2 separate regions of the Homo sapiens genome follow, and region 1 is linked to region 2. Evidence: read pairs that join two places in POLR2A ChIA-PET (ENCODE). Cell type or tissue: Panc1. All regions are shown on one strand. Links, peaks and the distances in the headings refer to the core of each region. The heading gives the core; the rest is flanking DNA. Region 1 has its middle 44 kb from the start of F2RL1. Region 2 overlaps IQGAP2 (IQ motif containing GTPase activating protein 2).

The links. ChIA-PET counts read pairs that join two places held together with the same protein. Peaks named below come from ENCODE experiments on the same cell type or tissue, not always from the same donor. Only the 100,000 strongest peaks of a DNase experiment are listed, where the experiment ranks them.
Region 1: POLR2A ChIA-PET joins it to region 2 with 10 read pairs; 2 of 35 experiments call an interaction of 5 or more read pairs at or near these places.

The regions. Positions count from the first base shown.
Region 1 is chr5:76,767,231-76,783,551 of GRCh38, forward strand. No RefSeq gene overlaps it. Among named protein-coding and RNA genes, the nearest start is that of F2RL1, 44 kb to the right of the region's middle. RefSeq lists enhancers at 5,630-6,129, 11,913-12,531. In Panc1, for the core only: a CTCF peak has its summit at 7,525 (motif pointing left); a DNase peak (open chromatin) is centred at 7,471; H3K4me3 peaks cover 193 bases; H3K27ac peaks cover 671 bases.
Region 2 is chr5:76,435,951-76,452,271 of GRCh38, forward strand. The region is part of intron 1 of IQGAP2 (IQ motif containing GTPase activating protein 2); the gene reads left to right. Among named protein-coding and RNA genes, the nearest start is that of IQGAP2, 41 kb to the left of the region's middle. In Panc1, for the core only: no CTCF peak of the experiment used is centred there; no DNase peak of the experiment used is centred there; H3K27me3 peaks cover 947 bases.

The DNA of each region.
Region 1 (16,321 bases), core at 3,666-11,665, 330 kb after region 2:
GTTCGAGACCAGCCTGGCCAACATGGCGAAACCCCGTCTCTACAAAAAATACAAAAACCAAAAACTGCAAAGCATAAAGTAGACACCCTACAAAAGTTAGATAATAACTGACCAAAAAGTAAATACATCAAAAATGACCTATTAGCCTATAGAGCTATGGATCTTATAATATTTATAGTTCTTATATTACTTATAGCTGTGATGTAAAGACCAACTATCGTTGATCTCAAGTAATATTCTGTGCCTAAATAATATGAAAACACCAACTAATCATCAATCTTTGAAGGGAGGTAAGATACATAAAATTTATACATAACTCTGGAAGACTAAACATTGCCTTTTTTTTTTTTTTTTTTGGAGACAGAGTCACCCAGGCTGGAGTGCAGTGGCATGATCTTGGCTCACTGCAACCTCTGCCTCCTAGGTTCAAGTGATTCTCCTGCCTCAGCCTCCCAAGTAACATTGTCCTTTTTTTTCTTCTTCTTTTTTGGAGACAGAGTCTTGCTTTGTCACCCAGGCCAGAGTGCAGTAGCACGATCTCAGCTCACTGCAACCTCTGCCTCCCAGATTCAAGCAGTTCTCCTGCCTCAGCCTCCTGAGTAATACTGTCCTTCTTGTATGGTCATAACTATCTTATTAAGACAGACTTTTGTTCACATAAGCATATTATTAGACTTGACAATGAAAGAGGCCTATGCAGGGCAATCAAACAAAAAAATAAATAAAAAGCATCCAAATGGGAAAAGAAGTCAAACTATCTCTCTTCACTGATGATATGATTACATACCTAGAGAACCCTAAAGACTGCCAAAAGGCTCCTAGAACTGATAAGCAACATCAGTAAAGTTTCAGGATACAAAATCAATGCACAAAAATCAGTAGCATTTCTATACACCAATAATGTTCGAGCTGAGAGCCAAATCAAGAATGCAGTCCTATTTACAATAGCCACACACACACAAAATACCCAGGAATACATCTAATCAAGGTGAGAGCTCTCTATCAGGAGAACTACAAAACACTGCTGAAAGAAATCAGAGATGACACAAACAAATGGAAAAACATTCCATGCTCATGGATTGGAAGAATTAATAGCATTTAAATGTCCATACTGCCCAAAGCAATCTACAGTTTCAACGTTATTCCTATCAAACTACCAACATCATTTTTCACAGAATTAGAAAAAAACTATTGTAAAATTCATATGGAATCAAAAAAGAGCCTGAATAGCTAAAGCAATATCCTAAGCAAAGAGAACAAAGCTGGAGGCATTGCATTACCTGACATCATATACTATAAGGATACAGTAACCAAAACAGCACGGTACTGGTACAGAAACAGTATATGCAGACCAGTGGAACAGAATAGATATCCCAGAAATAAAGCCACACATCTACAGCCATCTGATCTTCAACAGAGTCAATAAAAACAAGTAATGAGGAAAGACTCCCTATTCAATAAACAGTGCTAGGATAGCTGGCTAGCAACATGCAGAATGAAATTAGACCCTTACCTTTCATTACACACAAAAATTAATGATAGATGAAAAATCTAAATGTAAGACCTTAAACTATAGGAATCCCAGAAGAAAACCTAGGAAACACCATTCTGGACATTGGCCTTGGGGAAGAATTTTTGACTAAGTCCTCAAGCAATGGCAACAAAAATTAACAAGCGAAGCCTAATTAAACTAAAGTGCTTCTACACAGCAAAAGAAACTATCAACAGAGTAAACAGGCAACTTACAGAATGTGAGAAAATATTTGCAAACCGTGCATCTGACAAAGGTCTAATATCCAAAATCTATAAGGAGCCAAGCGTGGTGGCACATGCCTGTAGTCCCAGCTAGTTGGGAGGCTGAGGCAGCAAGATCGCTTGAGCTCAGTTTGAGGCTGCAGTAAGCTATGATCGTGCCACTGCTCCCCAGCCTGGGTGACAGAGCAGGACCCTGTTTCAAAAAAACAAAAATACAATCTATAAGGAACTTAAACAATTCAATAAGCCAACCCCATTTAAAAGTGGGCAAGGGCATGGTGGCACATGCCTGTAGTCCCAGCTACTCGGGAGGCTGAGGCAGGAGAATCACTTGAACTCATGAGGCAGAGGTTGTGGTGAGCCAAGATCACTCCATTGCACTCCAGCCTGGGTAACAAGAGCGAAAGTCTGTCTCAAAAAAAAAAGTGGGCAAAGGACTGGGCACTGTGGCACATGCCTGTGATCCCAGCACTTTGGGAGGCCTAGGCAGGCGGATCACTTGAGGCCAGGAGTTTGAGACCAGCCTGGCCAACATGGCAAGACACTGTCTCTACTAAAAATACAAAAGTTAGCAGGGCATGGTGGTGCATACCTGTAATCTGAGCTACTGGGGAGGCTGAGGCGGGAGAATCGCTTGAACACGGGAGGTGGAGGTATGGGAGGTGGAGGTTGTAGTCAGCCAAGATCACACACTGCACTCCAGCCTGGGCAACAGAGTGAGTGAGACTCCATCTCAAAAAAAAAAAAGAAGGCTGGGCACGGTGGCTCACGCCTGTAATCCTAGCACTTTGGGAGGCCGAGGCGGGCAGATCATGAGGTCAGGAGATCGAGACCATCCTGGCTAACACGCTGAAACCCCGTCTGTACTAAAAATACAAAAAATTAGCTGGGTGTGGTGGTGGTGGGCACCTGTAATCCCAGCTACTCAGGAGGCTGAGGCAGTAGAATGGCATAAACCAGGAGGCATAGGTTGCAGTGAGCCAAGATCGCGCCACTGCACTCCAGCCTGGGCGACAAAGCGAGACTCCGTCACAGAAAAAAAAAAAAAAAGTGGGCAAAGGACATGAATAGACATTTCTCAAAAGAAGATATACAAGCAGCCAACAAACATGAAAAAATAATGCTCAATATTACGAATAATCAGAGAAATGCAAATAAAAAGTGCAATGAGATACTATCTCACCCCAGTCAGAATGGCTATTATTAAAAAGTCATAAAATGGCCGTGCACAGTGGCTCACACCTGTAATCCCAACACTTTGGGAGGCAGAGGCGGGTGGATCACCTGAGGTCAGGAGTTCAAGACCAGCCTGACCAACATGGAAAACCCGTCTTTACTAAAAATACAAAATTAGCCGGGTGTGGTGGCACATGCCTGTGATCCCAGCTACACTGGAGGCTGAGGCAGGAGAATTGCTTGAACCTGGGAGGTGGAGGTTGTGGTGAGCTGAGATCACACCATTGCACCTCCAGCCTAGGCCACAAAAGCAAGACTCTGTCTTAAAAAAAAAAAAAAAAAAAAAATCCTAAAATAACAGATGCTTGCAAGGCTATGGAGAAAAGAGAATGCTTATACACTATTAGTGGGGATGTAAATTAGTTGTCACTATGGAAAAAAGTTTGGAGATTTCTCAAAGAACTTAGAACTACCATTCAACCCAGCAATCCCATTACTGGGTATACATCCAGAAGAAAATAAATCATTCTTCCGTAAAGACACATGCACTCGTATGTTCATCACACCATGATTCACAGTAGCAAAAACATGGACTCAACCTAGGTGCCCATCAACCGTGCACTGGATAATGAAAATGTGGTACAAATACACATATAGTATTGTGTATATGTGGTACATATATGATCTTATTCTTTTTTATATACACATATACTATGCAGCCATAAGAAAGAATGAGATCATGTCCTTTGCAGCAACATGGAGGAAGCTGAAGGTTATTATCCTAAGCGAATTAATACAGGAACAGAAAACCAAGTAACACATGCTCTCACTTATAAGTGTGAGCTAAACATTGGGTACACAAGGACATAAAGATAGGAACAATAGACGCTGGGAACTACTGGGTGGGAGGAGGTAGGGAGAGAGAAGGGTGAAAAAACGAACTACTGAGGCTGGGCGCAGTGGCTCACGCCTGTGATCCCAACACTTTGGGAGGCCTAGGCAGGCGGATCATCTGAGGTCAGGAGTTTGAGACCAGCCTGGCCAACATGGGGAAACCCCTTGTCTACTGAAAATACAAAAATTAGCCGGGCACCGTGGCGCGTGCCTTAGGCCCAGCTGCTTGGGAGGCTGAGGCAAGAGAATCGCTTAAGCCCAGGAGGCGGAGGTTGCAGTGAGCCGAGATTGTGCCACTGAACTCCAGCGTGGGTGACAGAGTGAGACTCTGTCTCAAAAACAACAACAACAACAACAACAACAACAAACACTATTGGGTACTACGCTCACTAACTGCATGAGGGGATCAATTGTACTCCAGACCTCAGCATCATGCACTATACCCTTGGAACAAACCTGCACACGTACTCCCTAAATCTAAAGTAAAAGTTGAAATGATATTAAAAAAAAAAGAAAAAGGGGCTGTGAATCATAATGACTTTGCTAATTGACATTATTTATTTCTGACTGGGGTTGCTCTCTACTTGCTGGTATAAATGCTTGTATCTGTCCTGCTCTTGGAAACTTGTTAGGAATAGGAATACTAATTTTTCTATACAGAGTACAGCTCCAGGAAGCTGTGGATTAATAAATGCTTGCTCTCAAAAATAATTTGGGCTGTAGCCTCTAACTTACAGTAAGTATAGCCCCTTTATATTCCTCTTTTTCACCTTTAACCACCAGTTAATATGTCAGTACTGTAACTCCAAATATTCAAAGAACCTAGTTAACTTTGCAAAACTGCTATGTAAACATGGTAGCAATAGTTTGTGTGTATTTAGCAAAACAGAGTTAAACACAGTACTTGTATTTATGAAAACAAATAAAAAGGCAAAAAAAAACCCCAACAACCTATATTTATATAAAACAGATTCCAATTCAAGAAGGTAAACTTAGCATGTAGGTTTGTCATTCTTCTTAAGATACTAATGAAGCGATAAAGAATTTAAAAGAGTATAAATCCATAGTCACAAAGATGATGAGGCATGATTTGGGCATCAGCAGTTGAGAGATTTCAACACATTTCTGGGAGATGAAAAGAGAACATGAATTGTAGACAGAGGGAGTGGAGTAGGGGGTTATGTGTGGGAGCAGACTCTGGAGGAGTGAGACTTCTCCGCCCAGACAGGGTGTGGACTGGAGTCTGCATGAGAGGAGAGGAAAACAGAGAAAGGGACTGAAAATAGGATGCTAAACACCGAGATTTTCAAAATGCTGTGGATAATTTTTTAGGACCTAGAATTCCTTATCATCTAAACCAGGTATCAAAAGTAAAGGCAGATAATGACATTTTCAAACTGCCAGGATTCAGCACGTTTACTTACTACATACTCTTTCTTAATGAAGTTCCTTGAGGATGCACTTCAATAAAAAAAAAAGGAGCGGGGAGTGGAGTGGGGGAGGAAATTGAGAAAGAAAAATATGAGGCAATGAAGAAACAAGCCAGGTTGAGAGCTATACAAATTATAACAAATGTCAGATGTCAGGCCGGGCTTGGTGGCTCACGCCTATAATCCCAGCACTTTGGGAGACTAAGGCAGGCAGATCGCTTGAGCCCAGGAGTTCGAGACAAGACTGGGCAACATGGTGAAACCCCATCTCTACCAAAAATACAAAAAAATTAGCCAGGTTGGTGGCGCACACCTGTAGTGCCAGCTGCTAGGGAGGCTGAAGTGGGAGGATCACATGAACTCGGGAAGTTGGGGCTGCAGTGAGCCAAGTCCAGCCTGGACAACAGAGACCCCATCTCAAAAAAACAAACAGGCCAGTTGCGTGGCTCACGCCTGTAAACCCAGCACTTTGGGAGGCCGAGGCGGGCAGATCATGAGGTGCAGTTCGAGACCAGCCTGGCCAACATAGTGAAACCCTGTCTCTTCCAAAAATACAAAAATTAGCTGGGCATGGTGGTGTGTGTTTGTAGTCCCAGCTACTGGGGAGGCTGAGGCAGGAGGAGTGCTTGAACCTGGGAGGCAGAGGTTGCAGTGACCCAAGATCGTGCCACTGCACTCCAGCCTGGGCGACAGAATGAGACTCAATCTCAAAAAAAAAAAAAAAAAAAAAAAAAAAAAGGAATGAAAAACACAAACGAGGGCCGGGTGTGGTGGCTCATGTGTGTAATCCCAGCACTTTGGGAGGCCGAGGCGGATGGATCACCTGAGATCAGGAGTTCAAGACCAGCCTAGCCAACATGGTGAAACCCCATCTCTACTAAAAATACAAAAAATTAGCTGGGCATGGTGGCGGGCGCCTGTAATTCCAGCTACTCAGGAGGCTGAGGCAGGAGAATCGCTTGAACCCGGGAGGCAGAGGTTGCAGTGAGCCGAAATTGCGCCACTGCACTCCAGCCTCTCCAGCCTGGGCAACAAGAGAAAAACTCCGTCTCAAAAAAAAAAAAAAAAAAAAAAGAAAGAAAGAAAAACACAAACGAATGTCTGTGGGCTGCAGGAATACTTACTTGCAAGAAGAAATATACTGGATTCCAGGCAATATATAAAGCAAGTAAGGAACTGAAAAAACAAAAACAAAAAACCAATCTGGAAGAATGTGGTGGCAAAAGCATGTTTCTTTCATTAAGAAAGGTAATGCCGCCTGGCGCAGTGGCTCACACCTGTAATCGCAGCACTTTGGGAAGCTGAGGCGGGCGGATCACCTGAGGTTGGGAGTTTGAGACCAGCCCTACCAAAATGGAGAAACCCCGTCTCTACTAAAAATACAAAATCAGCAGGGCGTGGTGGCGCATGCCTGTAATCCCAGCTACTCGGGATGCTGAGGCAGGAGAGTTGCTTGAACCCGGGAGGCGGAAGTTGCGGTGAGCCGAGATCACGCCATTGCATACCAGCCTGGGCAACAAGAGCTAAACTCCATCTCAAAAAAAAAAAGAAAAAGAAAGAAAGGTAATGCCTAAGCTGGGCGCGGTGTTCACGCCTGTAATCCCAGCACTTTGGGAGGCCGAGGCGGGTGGATCACGAGGTCAGGAGACTGAGACCATCCTGGCTAACACGGTGAAACCCCGTCTCTACTAAAAATACAAAAAATTAGCCGGGCGTGGTGGTGGGCGCCTGTAGTCCCAGCTACTTGGGAGGCTGAGGCAGGAGAATGGCGTGAACCCGGGAGGCGGAGCTTGCAGTTAGCTGAGATCGCGCCACTGCACTCCAGCCTGGGCGACAGAGCGAGACTCCGTCTCAAAAAAAAAAAAAAAAAAAAAAAAAAAAAAAGTAAAAAGTAAAATTTTAAAGAAAACAAATTTCCCAAGCATTTCTCAGTTTGCTTTTGAGAAATGATTACGGTCATTTCCTTTAAGTGGTTAGTTCAGTGAATTATAGCTTTTTGTTAATTTGATTTCACAGCACAGTTTTGAAAATCACCCCAAAAAGTACTGCATGGCTTGAGCTGGCTTTTAACAGAATAAAATTCAATTCTGCTTTGAAGTCTTTATGACCTCCTTTACAGAAATGGTGACATTGTGGGGTTCTGAGCGCACCCTGAAATCACAGGTCTTGTGTGACACTGTGAAAATTACCCAGAACCCTGGGCACCCACTCCTCCACTACGGAAGTCACCAATGCTGGCAAATAGCATAACGGGCTTGTGGCGCCCCCTACTGTCCACTAGGCAAACTGCATCACCTTCCTGAGCTACGTTCCAGGGTGAAGTTAAAAAAGAAATCTGCACTTGGAAAGACTGCATGAAGGCAGTGTCAGGCACGTGTATTTATTTACGTTCTTTAATCAATAGATATGATTTCCAAAATTATTTACATAACAATTTGGGAAATTTGAACGTAAGATGGATATTAGATGATTTGGGAATATTAAGTAATTTTCAAGCCTGGGACCGACACCTGTATGGGAGCTGAGGCAGGAGGGTCACTTAAGTGCAGAAGTTCGAGACAGACAACACAGTGAGGCACCGTCTCTACAAAAAGTTAAAAAAAAAATTAACCAGGTGTGGTGGCAGGTGTCTGGTCCCAGCTACGTAGGAGGCTGAGGTGGGAGGATTACTAGAGCCTAGAGGCCGAGGCTGCAGTGAGTGATGATTGTACCACTGTATATCAGCCTGGATCAGAGTGAGACTCTATCTCTAAATAAATAATGATAATTTTGTTTTGTTTTGTTTTTTTGAGATGGAGTCTTGCCCTGTTGCCCAGGCTGGAGTGCAGTGGCACGATCTCAGCTCACTGCAACCTCCACCTCCTGGGTTCAAGCAATTTTGTCTCAGCCTCCCAAGTAGCTGGGATTACAGGCCCACACCACCACACCTGGCTAATTTTTGTATTTTTAGTAGAGACAGGGTTTCGCCATGTTGGCCAGGCTGGTCTCAAACTCCTTACCTCAAGTGATCCAATCGCCTCGGCCTCCGAAAGTGCTGGGATTACAGGCATGAGCCACAGCTCTCGGCCAATGATAATAATTTTTAAAAAGCAAACTTCTACTAATGAATATCTACATAGAGTGTCCTTATTTTAAGAGATGCATGCTGAAGTTTTTAGGGATAAAATGTCATAATATCTGCAACCAACTGTCAAATGGCTTTAACTCTCATTCAGAGCGAAAGCCAAAGCCCTACGATGACCTACAAGGCCACGTTTAATCTTCACCACCCCTCTTCTCTGTCCTCATCTCCTCCTCCAATCCCTCCTTCTCCCAGCACCAGCCACACTGACCTTTTCAATCATCTGCATACTCTGGCCTCTTCACACCCACTTCCCTGGGCCCAAGATGCCCTTCTCATTAGAGTCTGCATTGCTGGCTCCCTCACTGCCTTCCTACCTCTCTTCAAGAGACTTCTTTTTTTTTTTTCCTTCTTTTTTTGTGAGACAGAGTCTTACTCTGTCACCCAGGCTGGAGGGCAGTGGCAGGATCACAGCTCACTGCAGCCTTGAACTCCTAGGCTCAAGCAGATCTTCCCACCTCAGCCTCCGAAGTAGCTGGGACTGCAGGCACCGGCCACCATGCCTGGCTAATGTTTTTATTTTTTGTACAGGTGGAATCTGCCCATGTTGCTCAGGCTGGTTTCAAAATCCTGGACAGGAGATCCTCCCGCCTCAACCTCCCCACATGTTGGGATTACAGGTGTGAGCCACCTTGTCCGGCCACAAAGATATCTTAGTGACACTTCCTGGCCACAGGCTAAAATTTAATCTACCACTTACCTGCGTTGTTTTCTCTTCTTCGCTCTTAATACAATTTAATGCACTAAAATTTCACTTATCTTTTTTATTGTCTGTGTTGCCCAAAACATCAGTTTACATAAAAGCTTTGATAGTGGTTGTGTTCATTGCTGTATCCACTGGACCTAAACTAGTAACCAGAATATACTTAAAACTCATCTTATATACAATGAGTGAAAAAATAAAAAGCAGTGTGTGGGCTCAAATTTTTACTCTTATAGTCAATTTGCAAATTTTGTTTTAGACTGTGGCATGTACAATGTGTGAAAGATGCCATCTGTTGATGATTGGCAGATTTGACTGGTTTGTGCTCTGAATTAAGAATAATTTACTTTTTCCAATATAAGCTTTAAGTTGAGCCTTTCTAAGTTAAAAAAAAAATCTTCCATCGTATGTCTTTTAGGTACCATTGACATCTTTCCAGGCTTTCACGACAAATTCAAAGGTCAGTGATGGCTATACACCCCCTGAGATGGGGTAGCCGGGTTATGGGTGATTTTTGTCTATCTTTAGTAAACATAAAATTTCACCCAAAATTGTTTCTAGAACAAACATAAATATAAGAGTAGGATATTAGGGCCAGGCGCAGTGGCTCATGCCTATAATCCTAGCACGTTGGGAGGCCGAGGTGGGCGGATCACTTGAGGTCAGGAGTTCAAGACCAGCCCTGCCATCATGGTGAAACCCCATCTCTACTAAAAATACAAAAATTAGCCGGGCGTGGAGGCGCGTGCCTGTAATCCCAGCTACTCGGGAGGCTGAGGCAGGAGAATTGCTTGAACCCGGGATGTGGAGGTTGCAGTGAGCCGATATTGTGCCATTGCACTCCAGCCTGGGGTATGACAGTGAAACACTGTTTCAAAAAAAAAAAAAAAAAAAAAAGGAGTAGGATGTTAGATAAGTTCAGGGATGATAAAGCCATAATGGGTTAACTAGGATGGGGGTTGATTCGTAAGCTTTGAGATCGACTTTTAGAATCAGGCATATAAATCCTGCTGGATTTGAATGCTGTGTAGGATAGAGCACAGGTCTGAAAAAATATGAAAATTCTAATATCTTTATGTACCTAAAACATAGCCTCTTGCGTTTTTTATTTTTATTTACTTATTTATTTTTGAGACAGAGTCTCGCTCTGTTGCCCAGGCTGGAGTGCAGTGGGACAATCTTAGCTTACTGCAACCTCTGCCTCCCAGGTTCAAGCGATTCTCCTGCCTCAACCTCCCAAATAGCTGGGATTACAGGTGCACGCCAGCAGACCCAGCTAATTTTTTGTATTTTTAGTAGAGACAGGGTTTCACTGTCTTAGCCAGGATCATCTCGATCTCCTGACCTTGTGATCCATCCACCTTGGCCTCCCAAAGTGCTGAGATTACAGGCGTGAGTCACGACACCCGGCCGCCTCTTGGGTTATTTTTAAAATCACAGAGACTAGGCTAGTATTCCTAGCAGCAGGTAGAAGGCAAACCCTGTCCATATGGACCTCTGGATGCTGACAAATAAAAATGCATCTCTTTATCAACCTTGTAAACCAGCCCCCTTCCCATTACTGTAGTTGGCTGAGATTCTCACACTGTGAGATCTCCATTCCATTTATTCATATTACTCATTTACCAAAAGTGTATTGGGCCCAAATTGTGTCAGGCAAACTGAAGAGAACAAAAATGAATATTACACAGTGTACAGAGAAATTATGTTTTAAATTTATTAGAACTCGAATTGCAAAAAGAATCAGTAAGGTTGTCCTTGGTGCCATGGTTAACAGTCCTTTCAGATAAAGATCAGATACTTCCAAGTTCAGTTAAAACTTACTTTCGGCTGGGCCCAGTGGCTCACGCCTGTAATCCCAGCACTTTGGGAGGCCAAGGCAGATGGATCACTTGAGGTCAGGAGTTTGAGACCAGCCTGGCCAACGTGGTGAAACTCCATCTCTACTAAAAATACAAAAATTAGTCAGTCATGGTGGCAGGCATCTGTAATCCCAGCCACTCAGGAGGCTGAGGTGGGAGGATTGCTTGAGTCCGGGAGGTGGAGGTTGCAGTGAGCTGAGATTGCACCATTCCACTCCAGCCTGGGCGACAGAGCAAGACTCTGTCTGAAAAAAATAATAAATTAATTTCAAAAAAAAAAAAAAAATATATATATATATATATATATATATATATCAGAAATAGAGCATACAATGCAGTTCTGTAATTTGCACTTAATATATTGTGAGCATATATGCACATTCATAACTACATATCATTAAAAAGTAATTACTCAGGCTGGGCGTGGTGGCTCACGCCTGTAATCCCAGTACTTTGGGAGGCTGAGGCGGGAGGATCACTTGAGGTCAGGAGTCCGAGACCGGCCTGACCAACATAATGAAACCCTGTCTCTACTAAAATACAAAATTAGTCAGGCCTGGTGGCGCATTCCTGTAATCCCAGCTACTTGGGAGGCTGAGGCAGGAGAATCACTTGAACCCAGGAGGTGGAGGTTGCAGTGAACCAATATCGCACCATTGAACTCCAGTCTGCGCAGCAAGAGCAAAATTCATCTAAAAAAAAAAAAGTAAGTAATTACTCTTGAATTGTTTAACTATTGAAAACTCCTAGTTTCTAAGGGATATCAGCACATGAGTTCCCACCTCTGTTATCCAGGCCATATAAATATCATTGATTGTACACCCATAGACAAAATAGAAAGCAAAACAAAAACAAAAATGAGGAAGTCATAGAAGAGGGTAGTAACATTTTAGCCAGAGAAAAACTACTCTAAATGGAGGAAGTCAGAAAATAAGGCAATCAGCATCATATTGCAAATGCAATGGAGAGGTAAGGTCATGTTACAATGTAGCCTACTAAAGAAAAACAAAACAAGCAAAACAAAACCCCTGAAGTTGAAGATGTGGTTCGTTTATTTATTTATTTATTTATTTATTTATTTATTTATTTATTTATTTATTTTGAGACAGAGTCTCGCTCTGTCGCCCAGGCTGGAGTGCAGTGGCGCGATTTCGGCTCACTGCAAGCTCTGCCTCCCGGGTTCCCCCATCTTGGTTGGTTGACCGCATAACAATGAATCCATCACAGAGCCCTTAAACGGGCCAGTTTGGATAACCAGCAGGTGTTTTGAAAAGCTACTGATTTAGGCCAAATTAGAAGGAGGGGCAATGGGTTGCCTTGGAGAAGCAAACAGGGGCGGCAGACTGAACTGTAAATCACTCTCGGCTCTGGGCTCTCTTTCTTTTTTCCTCTTTCCCATATGGGCTTCCAACCCTGGGAGCCATTTTTAGGGTGAACAAAGGTATCTGTGGAATGTTCATTTGTTTCTATTATTTGCCACAAGCAGTCTTTGTTGTTTTTTTTTTTAACTTGAATACTTAACACTCCCTCTTAAAACCAGGACTCAGTATAAAAACTATGCTTCACACTGTTTGCAAGAGCCAAACATTGGACACTCAAATGTCCATTAAAAATAGGATGGGGGCTGGGCTCAGTGGCTTATGCCTGTAATCCTAACACTTTTGGAGGCTGAGGCAGGTGGATCGCTTGAGCTCAGGAGTTGGAGACCAGCTTGGGCAACACAGCAAAACTCTGACTCTACAAAAAATGCATAAGTTAGCTGGGCATGGTAGTGTGCACCTGTAGTCCCAGCTACTCAGGAGGCTGAGGCAGGAGAATCACTTGAGCCAGGGAGGTTGAGGCTACACTGAGCCATGATCACATCACGACACTCCAACCAGGGTGATGAAGTAAGATCCTCTCTCAAAAACAACAAACAAAAATATGGGACCAGGTGTGGTTGCTCATTGTAATCCCAGCACTTTGGGAGGCCGAGGCAGGAGGACTACTTGAGCCCAGGAGTTAAAGACCAGCCTGGGCAACACAGGGAGATCCCGTATCTACAAAAAATAATAAATTAGCTGGGCATGGCTGGGTGCAGTGGGTCACGCCTGTAATCCCAGCACTTTGGGAGGCCAAGGAAGGCAGATCACAAGGTCAGGAGATCGAGACCATCCTGGCCAACATGGTGAAACCCCGTCTCTACTAAAAATACAAAAATTAGCTGGGCATGGTGGTGTGTGCCTGTAATCCCAGCTACTTGGCAGGTTGAAGCAGGAGAATCCCTTGAACCAGGGCGTCGGATGTTGCAGTGAGCTGAGATGGCACCATTGTACTCTAGCCTGGTGACAGAGCGAGACTCCATCTAAAAAAAAAAAAAAAAAAATTAGCTGGGCATGGTAGCAGGTGACTATAGTGACTATAGTCCCAGCTACTCTGGAGAATGAGGTGGGGGAATTGCTTGAACCCAGGAGGTTGAGGCTGCATTGAGCTGAGATTGTGCCACTACACTCCAGCCTGGGCAACAGAGTGAAACTCTGTTTCAAAAAAAAAAAAAAAAAAAGATATGGATAGGGCTGGTCATGACGGCCTACACTCGTAATCCCAGTGCTTTGGGAGGCCACCACGGAAGGATCACCTGAGGCCAGGAGTTTGAAGTTCCAGTGATCTATGATTGTTAGAGGCCTTTGAACTAGAGCAACTCCATCTTCAGTAGGGGCTGGGTAAAATAAGGCTGAGTCCTACTGGGCTGCATTCCCAGTTAGGCATTCTAAGTCACAGGATGAGATAGGAGACCAGCACAAGATACAGGTCATAAAGACTTTGCTGATAAAACAGGTTGCAGTAAGGAAGCCGGCCAAAACCCACCAAAACCAAGATGGTGATGATCGTCCTTACTGCTACACTCCCATTAGCACCATGACAGTTTACAAATGCCATGGCAACGTCAGGAAGTTACCCTATAGGGTCTAAAAAAGGGGAGGCATGAATAATCCACCCCTTGTTTAGCATATCATCAAGAAATAACCATAAAAATGGGCAACCAGCAGCCCTTGGGGCCGCTCTGTCTGTGGAGTAGCCATTCTTTGGTTACTCTACTTTGCTAATAAACTTGCTTTCACTTTTCTCTAGGGACCTGCTCTGAATTCTTTCTTGTGCAAAATCCAAGAACCCGCTCTTGGGGTATGGATCAGGACCCCCCCTTCTTGTAACATCTTTTTGGCAACCACAGAAGGGACTATAGTGCGGTAAACCCCTGACCCAAAGGCTAACTTTGGGTAAGTGGTAGGGTCCGGTGACATCTTTCTGGCAAACCCTGAAGGGATGATACTGAAGAAATCCCCTCACTCAAAGGAAAGAGATTGGTTGACTTTGGATAAATTGGTGGGGTACCTGGGTGAAAAATGGGATTGGGTGAGAGGCCCAACTTAGAGGAGTTAGAGTCTCTCCTAAGACAAAGAGGGTTAAAGGCTCCTCTCAATAAGAGGCAAGGACACTTGACCAACATTGGGTTCAAGGCCCAACTTAGGAGGGTTAGAGGCCCCTCTCAGTAAAGTCCCTTTCGGCTAAATATGGGTTTGGCACTACAGGATGTTAACTGCTACTCTCTATGGAATAATCTGCTTTGCACTCTTTGCTGATGACTGTGGGTGTCAGGATTGGCATGTACAGGATTGTGGGACATGGGGAGCTTTTTCTTTCCTAAAAGGGGAAACTTGAGAGCTGACAGGACTGCTGGAAAAGATTCCTTCTTGACAGGCAAGCAGCCATCTGAACTTTTGAGTAATGGGCGGGTCTTACTCTGGTCTCCCTGAGCTCTTCACTTTTCCCACCCTGCCTCAGGCAATGCGCTCTTTCTCTCTCTCTCTCTCTCTCTCTCTCCCCCCGCAAACGGGTTAAATGAATGCTAAAAATCACTGTTTATCCCAGGCGTAGTGGCTCACACCTGTAATCCAGCACTTTGGGAGGCCGAGGCGGGCAGATCGCCTGAGTTCAGGAGTTCGACACCAGCCTGGGCAACACGGTGAAACCCTGTCTCTACTAAAAATACAAAAAATTAGCCGGGCATGGTGGCAAGTGCCTGTAGTCCCAGCTACTCGGGAGGATGAGGCAGGAGAATCGCTTGAACCCGGGAGGCAGAGGTTGCAGTGAACCAAGATCATGCCATTGCACTCCAGCCTGGGCAGCAGAGCGAGACTCCAGCTCAAAAAACAAACAACAATAAAAAACAAAAACAAAAATCACTGTTTATCTCCTCTGTAAAGTTTTGATTAATGGAAAAAAGGATTACTGAGGCTAATCTTAAACTGTAGTGAATCTGGTGTGCTTTGTGTATCTTTCTGTATTGTTCTGTCAAGATGAGGAGTACCTTAGGATAGAATGTGGACCTAGGACCCCTATATGCCTGCTGTTCAAGACAGCCCAGCAAACTGGTTAGTCATTTCCTTGGGAGACTGACCTTGTAACCATGTAGCTGTGCTTTCTCTTTTCACAATGGTGGCCTGGGTTCAGGGTCCTGGTAAAAAAAAATGATGGTATTTCCACATAATGAAAGGTTATACAGCAATGAGAATGAATAAGCTACAACTATAAACCACAACCGGAATGAATCTCACAATGTGAGGACCAAAAGAAGCCAGACAAAAAAAGAGTACGTAGTTTACGATTCTACTTGTGTAATGTAAAGGTCAAAACTTTAACAATAGACAAAATTGGGCCGGGCGTGGTGGCTCATGCCTGTAATCCCAACGCTTTGGGAGGCTGAGGCAGGTGGATCACGTGAGGGTGGGAGTTCGAGATTAGCCTGGCCAACGTGGTGAAACCCTGTCTCACCATGTTAGCCAGGCATGGTGGCAGATGCCTGTAATCCAGCTACTCAGAAGGCTGAGGCAGGAGAATGGCTTGAACCTGGGAGGTGGAGGGTGCAGTGAGCTGAGGTCACGCTGCTGCACTCCAGCCTGGGTGACAGAGCGAGACCCCATCTCTCAAAAATAAAGATAAAAAATAAAAATAGACAAAACTAATCCAGTTTTAAAGTTCTTGAGTGAGACAGGGTCCCACTCTATCACCCAGGCTGGAGTGCAATGGTGTGATCTTAGCTCACTGCAGCCTTGCATTCCTGGGCTCAAGTGATCCTCCTGCCTCAGCCTCCCAAGTAGCTGGGACTACAGTCACACACAACCACACCCTACTAATTTATTTAATTTTTTGTGGAGATGAGATCTCACTGTGTTGCCCAGGCTGGTCTCAAACTCCTGGGCTCAGGGAGTCCTTCTACCTCAACCTCCCCAAATGCTGGGATTACAGGTGTGAGCTGCTGTGCCAGCTAAAAACTAATCTATTATTCTAGAAGTTAGAACAGTTGTTACTGTTGACGAAAAGAGTCAAACTCTGTAAAATA
Region 2 (16,321 bases), core at 3,254-11,253:
TGTTTTTTGTTTTGGTTTTTTTGGCAGCTATTGTAAAAGGGATTGAGCTCTTGATTTGATTCTTAGCTTGGTCATTGTTGGTGTATAGCAGTGCTATTGATTTGTGTACATTGATTTTATAACCTGAGACTTTACTGAACGCATTTTTCAAATCTAGAAGTCTTTTGGAGGAGTCTTAAGTTTTCTAGATAAATGATCATATCATCAGCAAACAATGATAATTTGACTTTATCTTTTCCAATTTGGATGCCCTTTATTTCTTTCTCTTGCCTTATTGCTATGTCTAGAACTTCCAATAGTATGTTGAATAGAAGTGGTGAAAGTGGGCATCCCTGTCTTGTTCCAGTACTCAGGGGGAATGCTTTCAACTTTTCCCCATTCAATATAATGTTGGCTTGTGGGTTTGTCATATATGACTTTTATTATTTTGAGATATATCCCTTCTATGCCTGATTTGTTGAGGGTTTTTATCATAAAAGAATGCTAGGTTTTATCAGATGCTTTTTCTGCATCTATTGAGATGATCATATATATATATATATATATATATATATATATATATATATATTTTTTTTTTTTTTTTTTTTTTTTTTTTTTTTGAGACAGAGTCTTGTTCTGTTGCCAGGCTGGAGTGCAGTGGCGCAATCTCGGCTCACTGCAACCTCTGCCTCCCAGGTTCAAGTGATTCTTCTGCCTCAGCCTCCTGAGTAGCTAGGACTACAGGTGTGTGCCACCATGCCCAGCTAATTTGGTATTTTTAGTAGAGATGGGGTTTCACCATGTTGGCCAGGATGGTCTCGATCTTTTGGCCTCGTGATCCACCTGCCTCGGCCTCCCAAAGTGTTGGGATTACAGGCATGAGCCACCGTGCCTGGCCAATCGTATGGTTTTGTATTTAATTCTGTTTATGTGATGTATTGACTTATGTATGTTAAACATACATTTATATGTTTATGTTATACATACATACATACAAATGTATACATACATTTATATGTATATGTTAAACATACATTATATGTTATGCATACATTTATTGGCTTATGTATGTTAAACCATCCCTGCATTCCTGGGTTGAAGCCCCTTGATTATGGTGGTGTATTATCTTTTTTTTTTCTTAAGACAGAGCCTTGTTCTGCCACCCAGGCTGGAGTGCAATGGCGCAATCTCGACTCACTGCAACCTCTGCCTTTTGGGTTCAAGTGATTCCCATGTCTCAGCCTCCTGAGTAGCTGAGATTACAGGCACCCACCACCATGCCCAGCTAATTTTTTATATTTTTAGTAGAGATGGGGTTTTGCCACATTGCCTAGGTTGGTCTCAAACTCCTGAGCTCAGGCAATCTGCCCACCTCAGCCTCCCAAAGTGCTAGGATTATAGGCGTGAGCCACCATGCCCAGCCTATCTTTTTAAAAAATTTTTATTTTATTTTATTTTAAGTTCTGGGATATATGTGTGGGATGTGCAGGTTTATTACATAGGTAAAAGTGTGCCATGGTGGTTTGCTACACCTATCAACCCATCACCTAGGTATTAAGCCCCAAAGGCATTAGCTATTTATCCTGATAAATAGCTCCCCCGCTCCCCTCCCACAGGCCCCACCGTGTGTTGTTCCCCTTCCTGTGTCCATGTGGTTTCATTGTTCAGCTCCCACTTACAAGTGAGAACGTGTGGTGTTTGGTTTTTTGTTCCTGTGTTAGTTTGCTGAGGATAATGGCTTCCAGCTCCATCCATGTCCCTGCAAAGGACATAGTCTCATTCCTTTTTATGGCTGCATAGTATTCCATGGTGTATATTTACCACATTTTCTTTATCCAGTCTATCATGGGTGGGCATTTGGGTTGATTCCATGTCTTTGCTATTGTAAATAGTGCTGTAATGAACATACACATGCATACATCTTTATAACAGAATGATTTATATTCTTTTGGATATATACCCAGTAATGGGATTGCTGGGTCAAATGGTATTATCTTTTTGATGTGCCGTTGGATTTGGTTTGCTAGTATTTTGTTGAAGATTTTTGCATCTATATTCATCAGGTATATTGGTCTGTAGTTTTTTTTTTTTTTTTTTTTTTGTTTGTTTTTTTTTTTGTTTTTTTATTATGTCCTTTTCTGGCTTTGGTATCAGGGTGATACTAGCTTTCATAGAATGAGTTAGGGAGGATTCCTCTTTCTAAATCTTTAGAAATAGTTTCAGTAGGATTGGAATCAATTCTTCTTTGAATGTCTGGTCGAGTTCAGCTGTAATCCATCTGGCCCTGGGCTCTTTTTTCTTTGGCAGGTTTAAAATTATTGATTCAATCTCAGTTCTTGTTATTGGTCTTTTCAGGATTTCTGTCTCTTCCTGATTCAAGCTAGGAAGGTTGTATGTTTCCAGGAATTCATCCATTTCCTCTAGATTTTTTAGTTTGTGTGCACAGAGGAGTTCATAGTATTCTCAAGTGATCCTTTGTATTTCTGTGGTGTTGGTTGTTATGGGCTTCATTTTCATTTTTTTCTTTTTTTGAGATGGAGTGTCGCTGTGTTGTCCAGGCTGGAGTGCCATGTCATGATCTTGGCTCACTGCAACCTCCACCTCCCAGGTTCAAGCAATTCTCCTGCTTCAGCCTCCCGAGCAGCTGGGATTATAGGCGTGCACCACCATACCCGGCTAATTTTTGTATTTTTAGCAGAGATGGACTTTCACCATGTTGGCCAGGATGGTCTCAAACTCCTGACTTCAGGTGATCTACCCACCTTGGCCTCCCAAAGTGCTGTGATTGCAGGCAAGAGCCACCGTGCCTGGCCTTCATTTTCATTTCTAATTGAGTTTGTTTGAATCTTCTCTCTCATTTTCTTGGTTAGTTTAGCAAATGATTTATCAATTTTGCTTATCTTTTCAATGAAATAACTTTTTGTTTCACTGACGTTTTGTATTTTTTGTTTAAATTTCATTTAGTTCTGCTCTAATCTTTTATTTATTTATTATTTTCTAGTTTTAGCTTTGTGTTTGTTCGTGTTTCTGTAGTTCCTTGAGGTGTTATGTTGTCAATTTGTGATCTTTCCGATTTTATCTTAGCACTGCTTTTGCTGTATCCCAGAGGCTTTGATAACTTGTGTCATTATTATCATTCATTTCAAAGAATTTTTAAGTTTCCATCTTGATTTCATTGTTAACCTAAAAATCATTCTGGAGCAGATTAATTTCCATGTATTTGTATAGTTTTGAAGGTTACTTTTGGAGTTGATTTCTAGTTGTATTCCACTGTGGTCTGAGAAGATACTTAATACAATTGTTTCTTTAATTTTACTGAGACTTGTGGACTATCATATGGTCTATCTTGGAGAATGTTTCATGTGTTGAGAAGAATGTATATTCTGCAGTTCTTGGGTAGAATGTTTTGTAAATATCTGTTAGGTTCATTTGTTCTAGAGTGTGGTTTAAGTCCAGTGTTCCTTTGTTGACTTTCTGCTTTGATGATCTGTCTAGTGCTATCAGTGGAGTACTGAAGTCCCGTACTATTATTGTGTTGCTGTCTATCTATTTCTTAGGTCCAGTAATAATAGTTTTATGAAGCTGGGAGCTCCAGAGTTAGGTGCACATATGTTTAGGTGGTAATATCTTCTTGTTGGATTGATCCTTTTGTTATTATATAGTGACCTTCTTTGTCTTTTTTTTTCTTTTTTACTGTTGTTGTTTTAAAGTATGTTTTTTCTGATATAAGAATAGCTACTCTTGCTCTCTTTTGGTTTCCATTTGCGTGGAATACCTTTTTCACTCCTTTACATTGAGTTTATTTGAGTCCCTGTATGTTAGATAAGTCTTTTGAAGAAAGCAGATATTTGGCTTGCCTTGTTTTAATCCATTTTGCCAATCTATATCTTTTAAGTGGAGCATTTAGGCTATTTATGTTCAATGTTAATATTGAAATGTGAGGTACTGTTCCAATCATTGTGCTGATTGTTACCTAGATACTTGGTTTTCTTTGTTATATTAGTGTTTTATAGGCCATGTGAGTTTTATGCTTTCAAGAGTTTTTATTCTGCTGCATATTGAATTTTTGTTTCAAGATTTATAACTCCTTTTAGCATTTCTTGTGGGGTTGGTCTGGTTGTGACAAACTCACTCAGCATTTGCTTGTCTGGAAAAGACTTTATTTCTCCTTCATTTATGAAGCTTAGTTTAGCTGGATACCAAATTCTTGGCTGACAGTTATTCTGCTTGAGGCTAAAGATAGGACCCCAGTCCCTTCTAGCTTGTAAGATTTCTGCTGAAGTTAAGGGGACATTTAAAAGAAATACATTTTCTGCTGGGTGTGTTGGTTCATGCCTGTAATCCTAGCACTTTGGGAGGCTGAGGTGAGAGGATTGCTTGAGGCCAAGAGTTCAAGACTTAGCTGGCCAACATAGTGAGATCCTTTCTCTTTTTAAAAGCATTTTCATTTTTTATAATTATATATTTTTAAAAGTAAAATTTTAAAAATACATTAATTGAGTTGAAGGACATTCCAAAAGAGGCACCTAAAGATGTGCTCAGTGATGGCTGCCAAGTTGAAATGAGCATAGAGCTTCTAGGGACTATTTTGAAAGATAGGATATTTATTTCTGTGTGTGATCTCTTGACTTACAAATACCAGAACTTACTCATGTTACCTGTGTCTCACCTCAGTGCATCCTGGGTGTGTATTAATTTCTTTGACCTGCAGAAGAACTCTAGGCTGGCCAAGTTGACAGTGATTGAGAGCATACAGCCCATTATTGCCATCTAACCAGAGATGGCTTGAGACAGCATAGCCTAGTAAGTAGTTAAGAGTAGGGCCCTGGCCGGGTGCAGTGACTCAGTAATCCCAGCACTATGGGAGGCTGAGGCGGACGGATCATGAAGTCAGGAGTTTGAGACCAGCCTGACCAACATGGCGAAACCTGTCCCTACTAAAAATACAAAAATTAGCCAGGCGTGGTGGCGGATGCCTGTGATCCCTGCTACTCGGGAGGTTGAGGCAGGAGAATTGCTTGAACCCAGGAGGTGAAGGTTGCAGTGAGCCGAGTTCGTACCATTGCACTTCAGCCTGGGCAACATGAGCAAGACTCAGTCTCAAAAAAAAAAAAAAAGGAGTAGGGCCCTGAAGCCAGACTGCATTGATGACAATCTAGGCCCTACAAATTACTGCTCAGTGTCCTTGTGCTCTGTGTCTTGGTTTCCTCATTTCGTGAGCGGAAATAATAGTACTTTATTCACACAGGTTTTGTGAGGAGTTAATTAGTTAATTTGTGTAAAGGGTTTAAGAGAATGTCTAGCACAACTGTAAGTGTTCAGCAGTGGTTAGCATGCTTTTTATTGCTGTCATTATCTTGACAGTCTGAGATGCCCGTTTATTCTTCCTGCCACTGTGTAATCACATTCATCTATAAGTCTTGTCTGTCACATTTTAGTAAACTCTTTTTTACTTCCCGGAAGGAATCAGGAATTAACTACCTAAAGTACCTACTTTTGAAGAGGTTGTGTCTAAGTCACGGGATATGAGAAAAAGAACCAAAAGAAAAAGAAGGAATTACGAGCCTGGAAGAAAGCGAGCATGTTGGTAAGAGAAGGTACAACTGTAATAATGCTACTTCTTATAAAGCCAGTGGCAGGGTTCGTGAATCTCAGCGGTATGTTTGGGCTGATTTTCACTTCTGGTTCTGTTCCCATTCGAGCACTACCTTTGATCTCCTATGCTGTTAATACCTGTTACTTTTCTACCTTTTGGTTAACTTTGTAGACTGAACTGTTGCAGATGAAGAATCACTCTTGCATCAGGCATGTAAAAGATATCAAAACTAAAGAAATTTTGCCTTCCTTAAGAAAGCAAGAATGAGAAATCCCCCTGTGCCATCCATAAAGAGGGCATTCAAAGCCTGAGTGTTGAGTAGGAGTTACAGCAGAATGGCACATGTGGAATGAAGTTCAGGCCTTTGAGGACTAGGAAAATGGTACTCAGCTTTTCTCGTATTAATGCCTGGAAGCAGGAAGAGCTGTTCTACCTATAAAATGGGGGTTGGAGGGATCCTACCCATTAGCGAGGGAATAGCCATGGGAGGAAAGAAAGGAACTGGCAAGAAAACAGGGACCCAAAGCCTGAATCACTCATAGATGAAGTAGCTGATTTCTTATCTATGTGATCTTATCCCCCCATCAGATGAGACATTAACACAGAGTTGTCTGAGGCAGGTGGAGAAGGTTAAGGGAGCTATAAAAGGGTATCGGGCTACAGTGCTTTCATAGAGAATATATATGCATTCTGTTTCTCCATTTTTCTTTGGAGGATTTAATTCTTTTCTTCCTATCTTTCCAATTAAAATGAAAACCTATGGTATGATTTATTACAAGAAGCTTTACTTAACTTCTAATAGTCTGATCTCATTTCCTTGAATAAAAATGACATCACAGTAAAACTAGATTATAACATTTTTAGGCTTTGACATAATACAGACCTATGAATTGACTTAACCCACTGAATAGTTATAGAAGTGAATAACTAAGCTGTCTGTGTAATGGGGAGGGAAAGGAATGTGAATCCTTTATCACACGAAGTAAACCAACAACATAGTACAGTTTTAGAGCCACAAGGCAGATATGAGGACGCACCTGGTCACTCGTGCTACCTTGCCCAGGGATAAAGGATTTTCACCTAGAGTGCATGTAAACATCTCTACTTGCTTACCTGAGTGCCTATTCAGCTGTAACCCCAGTTCTTTCTTATTTCTCCTACATTTAAAATCACTTAACAGGCTGGGCACAGTGGTTCACACCTGTAATCCCAGCACTTTGGGAGGCTGAGGTGGACATATCACTTGAGATCAGGAATTTGAGACCAGCTGGCCAACATGGTGAAACCCCGTCTCTACTAAAAAATACAAAAATTAGCCAGGCATGGTGGTGGGTGCCTGTAATCCCAGCTACTTGGGATGCTGAGGCACAAGAATCACTTGAACCTGGGAGGCAGAGGTTGCAATAAGGCAAGATCGTGCCACTGCACTCCAGCCTGGGTGACAGAGTGAAACTCTGTCTCAAAAGATAAGAATAAATAAAATAAAATCAGTTAATAATATGATACCGGAATAAAGACCACACGTAATCTGCTCAAATCTAAAGGGACATGCAATGGAAGCTTAAATACACCATGTTGTAGTTGAAAATTGTTTTAGGAAGGGGCTGGACAGTGAGAACGCTTATTGCCCTACAGAGAGTGACATGTCAGGATTTATAGTCGGAAAATATATACAAATAGTCTCCAGAGTTTTAAATCATCTGCTCATTACAGAACCTCATTTCAACATAACAGTTCTCTGGTGTATGAAATGGATGGAAGCAAAAGTTATGGTAGATTTACAAACCAAAATTCAACTATGTCTCATTTTATGTATGTGAGAGGATGGCATGCATCCATAGTCCCAGCTACTTGGGAGGATGAGACGGGAAGATCATTTGAACTTAGGAATTCCAGTTCAGCCTGGCCAACATAGTGAGACCTCATCTCTGAAAACACCAAAAGTTTTTTTTTTTTTTTAATTAAAAAAAAATGTGAGAGGACAGAATGGTATATTAAGAGAGTATGAGTTTCAGAATCTGACCCCTGATTCTGGCCTGCTTGGCACCCAATCCTTGGGCAGGTTTCCAGCTCTCTGAGCTGTTTTCTTCCTCTGAAAATAAAGCCGTCTCTCTAGCCAGGGTTGTTAGAAAGATCAGTACTTACATGTCAGGCCACTAGCACACAGCCTAGTAAATTAACAATGGCAGCTGCTATGGGACATGACATTTCATGTCTGAAACATATCCAGGGTTTTGTCAAAGAGCAAGTGTTCAGCTATAGTCTTTATTGGTGAAGTTTTAGCACATTTATTGGGCAAACTCTAGTTTCATGAGATACTTATATAAAGTTTTAGTTATTGACACTTTTTTCTATTTCATAGCCACATTGGTATATTTTTTGCTTATAATTTGGCTACAGGAGGGGATTGAATATAGAATTCACAAGTCTAAACTTGTGTGTAAAGTTGGCTCAGTTTCGTCTACCAAATTAGAGTGATCCTGCCCTCCAAGTGTATTGTAAAGTGTAATAGAAATAAATGGGAGAGAAGGCTCTTCCTCACAATAGTAGAAAGAATTATGGAGTTAGAAAATCAATAGGCTGGGTGCGATGGCTTATACCTGTAATCCCATCACATTGGGAGGCCAAGGCAGAAAGATCACTTGAGCTCAGGAGTTCAGGACCAGCCTGGGCAACATAGTGAGACCCTGTCTCTATTTAAAATAAAGGAAATTAAAATAATAGAAAGAGAAAATAGATGCTTACATCAGTAAATACAAGTGTTTTTTTGTTTGTTTTGTTTTGTTTTTTGAGATGGAGTTTCACTCTCGTCACCCAGGCTGGAGTGCAATGGCACAATCTCAGCTCACCGCAACCTCTGCCTCCTGGATTCAAGTGAATCTCCTGCCTCAGCCTCCCAAGTAGCTGGGATTACAGGTGCCCACTACCACACCTGGCTAATTTTTGTATTTTTAGTAGAGACGGGGTTTCACCACGTTGGCCAGGCTGGTCTCGAACTCCCAACCTTAGGTGATCCGCCCACCTTGGCCTCCCAAATTGCTGGGATTACAGGCGTGAGCCACTGTGCCTGGCCAAAATTGTTATTTTTTAACAACTTTCTGAGTGCTTGGAATTATGAAGGCAGCATTTGAAATTTTTGAAAGTATTTCCCTACACTTTAACCTAATCTTAAGCCACTAATACTGTTTAAGATTTAAAATTATCTTGGCAGTCGAAGAAGTAAAATCCAGAAAAGATAAATGACTTGCTCAAGATGGTTCCTGCCAAATCTAGAACCTTCATCCCATGGCCTCCTGGGATTGGGTTTTTTCATAGACTATCGGCTTAAGTGCTTTTTGGAAATAAAAGAAAATGTAAATATATAAAAGATAAGAAAGCAAAATTGTATCTTCTCTGGGGTAGTTTAGCAGTAGTTCTGTCTTAAAGAGAATTAGACCAGAGAGATACCATTTCTAATTTGAAACTCTTTGGTTCTGTGAAATTGGTTAAAGAGGCTAAATTTGATACAAGATCTGTCTCTATGTGATGAGCCCTTTGAATATTACTCAGTACATCACGGTGAGGGGTGGGTGGCCTCGTGTCTTTAGGACTCTTCCAGTGGCATGTGAGCAATAGCATCTGTTACCATTTCTACATGAAATGATTGGCCAATCCCACAGGTTGGGCTGTCTCACTCACTGAGAAGCAGCAGGGCAGAGTGGTTAGGGAAAGGTGATGGAGTTGGATACCAGCATTTGTGTGTCTGCTCTGGCCACTTGCCAGCTGAGTGACTCTGGACCAGGATAATAGTGAAGATGACAACAATAATAAAACCTGCCTCATAGGGCTGTTGTGAAGATTAAATGAGTTAATATTTGCAAAGAATTGAGAATAGCACCTGGCATATAGAACATGCTATACAAACATTTTTAAACTGTGGCAAAAATCGGCCGTTTTAACCTTTTTTTTTTTTTTTTGAGATGGAGTTTCGCTCTTGTTGCCCAGGCTGGAGTGCAATGGTGTGGTCTCGGCTCCCTGCAAACTTCGCCTCCTGGGTTCAACTGATTCTTCTGCCTCAGCCTGCCGAATAGCTGGGATTACAGGTGCCAGCCACCATGCCTGGCTACTTTTTGTACTTTTAGTAGAGATGGGGTTTCACCATGTTGGCCAGGCTGGTCTCGAACTCCTGACTTCAGGTGATCTGCTGCCTCAGCCTCTCAAAGTGCTGGGATTACAGATGTGAGCCGCCATGCCTGGCCCATTTCAACCATTTTTAAGTGTACGTCTCTGTGGCATTAAGTACCTTCACATTGTCGTGCAGCCAACATGAACGCCCCGTTCTCTCCTCCCCAACAACCCCCAGCAACCTCTATTCTACTTTCTGTCTCTATGAATTTGACTACTCTTGGTACCTCATATAGGTGGACTCATACAGTGTTTCTTTTTGCGACTGGCTAATTTCACTTAGAATAATGTCCTCAAGGTTTATCCACACTGTAGCATGTGTCAGTATTTCCTTCCTTTTTAAGAATGAATAATATTGCCTTGTATGTATATACCACATTTTGCTTATCTGCTTGTCTGTTCGTGGACTCTTGAGTTGCTTCTTCCTTTTGGCTATTGTGAATAGTGCTGCTATGAACTTAGGTACAAATATCTGCTGGAGTCCCAGCTTTCGCTTATTTTGGGTGTATACCCAGAAGTGGGATTGTTGGATCATATGGTAATATTATGTCTAAGTTTTTGCAGAATTGCTGTACTGCTTTCCACAGGAGTGGCACCAGTTTATATCCCTACCAGCAATACACGCAGGTTTCATTTTTTTCCACACCTGCACCACCACTCGTTGTTTTTTTAATGCATTTTTTAATATGTAAAATTATTGGAGGAATTTATTAACCAGCAGTCATATATCCAGTGTTGTTAAGTTGTTGCCTTAGTCTTTTTAAAGAGGAATGAGTAAAATATTTTGACGAAGGAAGATTTGGGAAATCTTCTGGTTAATCAGATGCTGGTTAATCAATGTTTACCAGCAAAGCCCTCCTTCTGTGTTTCTAGAACCCTCCTTCTGTGTTTCATCTAACCTCTCCTTGATCTAATACTCCCACCCCCATCCTTTGCACTCTACTTTTAAGGAGAAAGGCAAGTCATAGGTAGTAAGTTTATAACAAGAATTCGTTTAGAACCAAATGGCTTTTTGGTTTATGTACTGCAGTGTGTAAAAAATGGGTTGGCTCAGTTTCATCTACCAAATTAGAATGATCCTACCCTCCAAGTGTATTGTAAAACTTTTATGAACAGACTTAGCATATCCAGCATAAAAGTAGCCCATCCGTGAAAAAAGATGTGGGGAAAAAACAGATGGAATGAGAAAGTTCTGGTTCCTCTCTGGCCTGTGTTTTCCCTCTGGCCTGTGTTTTCCCTCTTGACGTGCTTCCTTACTTTGTGAGCACAAGTTTCAGTGGGTGCCAGGGGCACCAGTGCATTAAGAAGGTCATGCCTATTTTGCGACCAGTTTCCAGAAGGCTCTGCGGATCACAGAGATTGGTAGTAACATGGGGCATAGCCCAATTCAGCAGGAAACAGTTAAGAGCCGTTGTCGGCCAACCTCCCCAACAGCACTTGGGTTTTCCTGTTGAGAGCAGGGACTGAGAGACAGGACTAGCTGGATTTCCTAGGCCAACTAAGAATCCCTAGGCCTAGCTGGGAAGGTGACCACATCCACCTTTAAACACGAGGCTTGCAACTTAGCTCACACTCGACCAGTCAGGTAGTAAAGAGAGCTCACTAAAATTCCAATTAGGCAAAAACAGGAGGTAAAGAAATAGCCAATCATCTATCGCCTGAGAGCACAGGGAGAGGGACAGTGATCGGGATATAAACCTGGGCATTCAAGCCGGCAATGGCAACCCCCTTTGGGTCCCCTCCCATTTTATGGGAGCTCTGTTTTCATTCTATTAAATCTTGTAACTGCAAAAACAAACAAACAAACAAAAAACATGGGGCATAGCCACGTCCGTCGAGAGCTGCCAGAATCGGTGGGTCTAGGGTCTTGAATAAGATGCTTCTTCCCAGGAATGATGCCTCCCAGCTGGGTTCCCTAAGCTGCCTGCACATGTTTGACCAAGTGTGAGCTAAGCTGGGGTGGGTGCTTGGTTGGTTAAACATGAAGTTGCTTATGTGGCCTGAGACCTCTGGGCTGTTAAACCAGGAGCTGCTGGTATGCAGACCTATGCAGCCCGTGGGGTACACATAGCACATCTTCTCAAAAATGCCAATTTTACTAAGTTTGGGGGTGGGAACCCCTTCTATTTTAAATACTGAAACACAGATAAATTGTGGATTAAAATGAAAAATGGATGATTTTTTTAAAAGGGTGAGACAGACATGATACTTTATGCTAATTGGACTTTGAGCTGTGCCCCCAAATATTCCTTTTCACCCCTTGTTCATTCCATGTGTTTCCTCTCTTCTGCATGTAGGGTTTTCTATGAAAAAGCTTATTGCTGCACAATTTGGGAAGCCTGGGGATGTGTGGAGGTCCAGAGAGACTCAGAAAGGCTGGTTTGCATCTCCTAAGGGTAGCGTGGCTGGTAAGAGTCAGACTGCTGCATGGCTGTGCTCGCCATGTGTCATCTGTGATCTTGGACAAATGGTTGGGCTGTCTCAAGCCTCTGTTTCCACTCTGTAAAGTGGGAATAATACCAGTGTCATAGGATTGTTGTGGGTTAAATGCTGTGCAATGAAGAGGAGCTGGTGCTGGCTTTGTCTGTGTCTGTGGAAGGGTGGATAAGGAGATGAAGCCTCACCTGCTGCTTCTATTAGTGCCTCTCCTAGCCCTCTATCCTTACTTATTCATGTAGCAAGGTCTCTACATGCTGGAATTCACAGCCTTCTTTTATTGCTGGATCTCTTCTCTCTGCCCTTTGTCTCCCCTTAGATAACTCTAACTCCTCCAGACCTGATATCAAGATGAAAGGAAGGCTGGCTTGGGATCTGGAGTAGCTGAAGATCTGGAGTACCTGAAGACTACTCCAGAGGACTTTACCTCCAAGGGCAAGAAACCCATCTGGTGTGCTGCTCAAGGCTCTCCATAAGTGGAAGCATCAGGATAGTAGTGGGTGGAGCACTAGGAGAGGAAATGGGGAAGCAAGGATTTTGAAGGGCAGATGAGAGCCATTATCTTTAATCTCCATCCCCATTCCCATGGGTGCAGCTCTAAACATGTTGCAAGAAAAAGCAGATCCACATGGACTATGAATACTGGTCAACTGGCAAAATGAGCTTGGTTTGAGTATTAAATTAATAGTAATTATTATAATATCATCAGTGACTTAACAATTGATGCCCAGTGAACTGTACATGATTCTCTTGCAGGTATGTGTATTATTAGGTGTTCCAAGTCAGCCACCTTGAAAGAACTTTTATCAATAGAATGAACATCTGCCCAGCTTCTTGATTTTGAGCTGTCACCTGATCTTCTCACTTTCATCTCACAACCGTACTCCTCTCATCTACCCAGCTTAGAAACAGCTGTAAAATGACCTGGGGGTCTCCCTTCACCTATTCTGGAGAAGCTCAAAGACTTGGAAGGGTGGAGGGGAATGGCCCTCTTAGCTGTGTCCATAAAACAGAGACTTTGAAGGCTGAGGATTGGGACAGAAATGTGCCTTGATGTGTGTGTACGATTTCTCTATTCTTGTCTTCACTTCTCCAGATGTGTTTTGCACCTAACTTCCTTTCTCTCCCGTCCTTCAAACCTGACTTCAAACTCTCTTCATCTAGAAAACTGGCTCTGATTAATCCCATTATTGAACAACCTCTTTTCCCTCCCTCGGCTTTTCTATTCTTTCTACTTTAATGAGTTGGTACTTTTTCCAAAGGAGCTTTATAACTTTTCTCCAGCTGTTAAATGGGTCTTCTCCTGTTAGATTGTAAACTGAGGTACAAAGTCCTTCTTCCACCTTATCCCTTTTCTCTACCCATGAAGTGCCCTGCAACTATTTAAACATTAGTTAGAGACTTTGCCATGTATCAGAAGAAACACATTCTGTTGTTGTATTTATTGGTTTTAATTATAAAGCAGTTGGAATGCATTTTAGGATTCTGAATCTCCATAATTCTCTGCCAGCACTTTGCACCTAGTGGACCATTAGTAGGAATAATTTTCCATCCCTGCCTAGCTTCATAATTGTAGACACTTCTGCTGCACAAATGCTGGCAGGGCTCTCATGACTTAATTCTGAAATTGTATTTAGTGGCTAATACACAGAGAAGATTTGGCTATCTCCTCTGGTCTGCAGCTGACATGTGGCATGAGGGAATTTACATACAGTACCACGATCCAGTTCCCAGCCAAGAATTAAACGCCTGGAGGAGATCAGTTATTTAAATCTGAAGCAGTACAGCATGAATTATATTTAAGGTAGTTGCTGTTCTGGCTCTTGTATAAAGTTCTTTCAGCTCTGGGCTAAAGAATCATAATACCTGAAAACCTTCATGTCTGTTGTATGTTTATAAGAACATCCTTTTCTAAACTTGGGACCATTTACTTTCTGAGAGCAGTGGTACTGCATGTTAGAACAAAAAGCACACAACAAGCCAAAACCAAAATGTTTGCAGCTTTGTTGCCCTAGTGGGGTAAATTCTTTCCCATGAGAGAGCTGTTCTCTGTGTATTTTATACACTTTCCAAGTAGTTTACACAATCACGGGTTGTATACATTATCTTCAGCCTGCAAACTCGATGTGAACCTCACCCACTCTTGCCAACCCAACTCCCTTCCCACATCAGCCATTCCGTTTCCTCCTACTGCTTCCTGTGCTGTTGACCTAAAAGAATAAAAATGTTTGCACTAATATAATAGGGTACCTCCAAAACATAAAGGTCAGTGAAGACTAAACAAAAACCAAGAATAGTTTTAAATACACACCAACTCTATAGAGCAATCTATTAGCTCTAGGACCTTGAGTAAAGCACTTAACCCATTTGAATCTTAGTTAAGTGGAGGTAATAATAGGAGGTAATAATATTTGTCCCATCTATCTGATGAGAGCTGTTTTAGTCATATGAGAGAATTTATGTGGTAGCACTTTATAAATATGTACTACTTCTATGAAACTGAAGAGCTCAGCATGTTTGGTTCAAGTCTTGCTGCTTGCTGTTGGCACCATATGCAGTGTTTTATGACTTCTCATGAGTCTGGTCTCCTTACAAACCCTAAATGTGTGGACCTGAGCTGATTTTCATATCCTACTTAAACCAGAGAAACTTCTTGCTAATGAGAACTAGCCTAGGTGGCTTTAGTCCTGAATCTAATCACATTGAAATATATTCTTGATCCATGACTGTATTGTCAACATATCCCCATTTGCATAGTATGATCCACTTGAGAGCTGAGTTTTTGGCAATCTTTTTTAAATTGCCCTGAATCATGTGTTAATTCACACTCACTAACAGCATATGCTTGCATTAATAGCACCCATCTGTTCAACATCATAGTCTTCTAATTGTGTCTGTTATATTAAACTTCTCTTCCAAATATAAGTTTTGACTTAAAGTCAGCTCCTTAGTATATCCCTGGAACAGTGAAATGCCTTTATGTTTTGTCCCCTTAATTGAACAAGCTTGTCTTTATGTAAATTGGCATATTGGGGTGACTTTCTGGTGCCAAGCCATGGCTTGTTTCCACCTCCACCATCTGAAGTCACGAAGTGTGCTGGCTGTTACTTGTTGACTTCCTTTTTCTTCCCCCATACCGTGCTCCTCTTCCTCTTGTTCCTTCTATTGCCAGTCCTGCCTATGAAAAGCATCACCATGTTTTTCTTTCTTCTTCTAATTTGGATTTCATGTCACACAGGCTTGCTGCAGCCTTCTCGTCACTGTCCAGGTTAGGTTCCCTTCCATTCATTCTCTTTCACTCACCTCTTACCCTACCTGTTTTCTCCCATTAGCCTGTCACACCCACGCTATCTCTTTAGGCCGTTGGGCCTTCTAATAAGATATCATGGCATTAGTCATCTTCTGATCACTTCCTCTCTGCTGCCTTTGAACTTCTGTGATTTTTAAAAATACGGTAAAACTGACTAAATATTCATTGTACATTTTGAATGACCATGATCCTTTTCTAGAAGTTCAGATAGATCAGTTAGATGCATGAAAGTCATCCTTTGCAGTGGACCTGGTATTAATGCTTATTCCTCATTATTATTATTTTTTTTTCTGCAACTGAACATTAAAACAAATTTAGGCTGGACACAGTGGCTCACGCCTGTAATCTGAGCACTTTGGGAGGCCAAGGCAGGCAGATCACTTGCGGCCAGGAGTTCAAAACCAGCCTGGCCAACACAACGAAACCCCGTCTCTACTAAAAATACAAAATAATTAAATGAACGTGGTGATGTGTGCCTGTAATCCCAGCTACTTGGGAGGCTGAGGCATGAGAATGGCTTGAACTCAGGAGGTGGAGGTTGCAGTGAGCTGAGATCACACCACTGCATTCCAGCCTGGGCAACAGAATGAGACTGTCTTAAAAAAAGAAAAAAATTTAATCTCTTGTTATTTCTGATATAGATATAGTAAAGTAATACAGGTAAATGGTATAGAATATTTGGAAAATGTATAAGAATTAAAAAAAAAAAAAGAACAAATCTGACCTCAGGTGATCTACCCGAGTGCTGGGATTATAGGCGTGAGCCACCACGCCCAGCCCTTGTTTTTTTCTTTTCTTTTTTTTTTTTTGTTTGTTTTTATTATACTTTAAGTTCT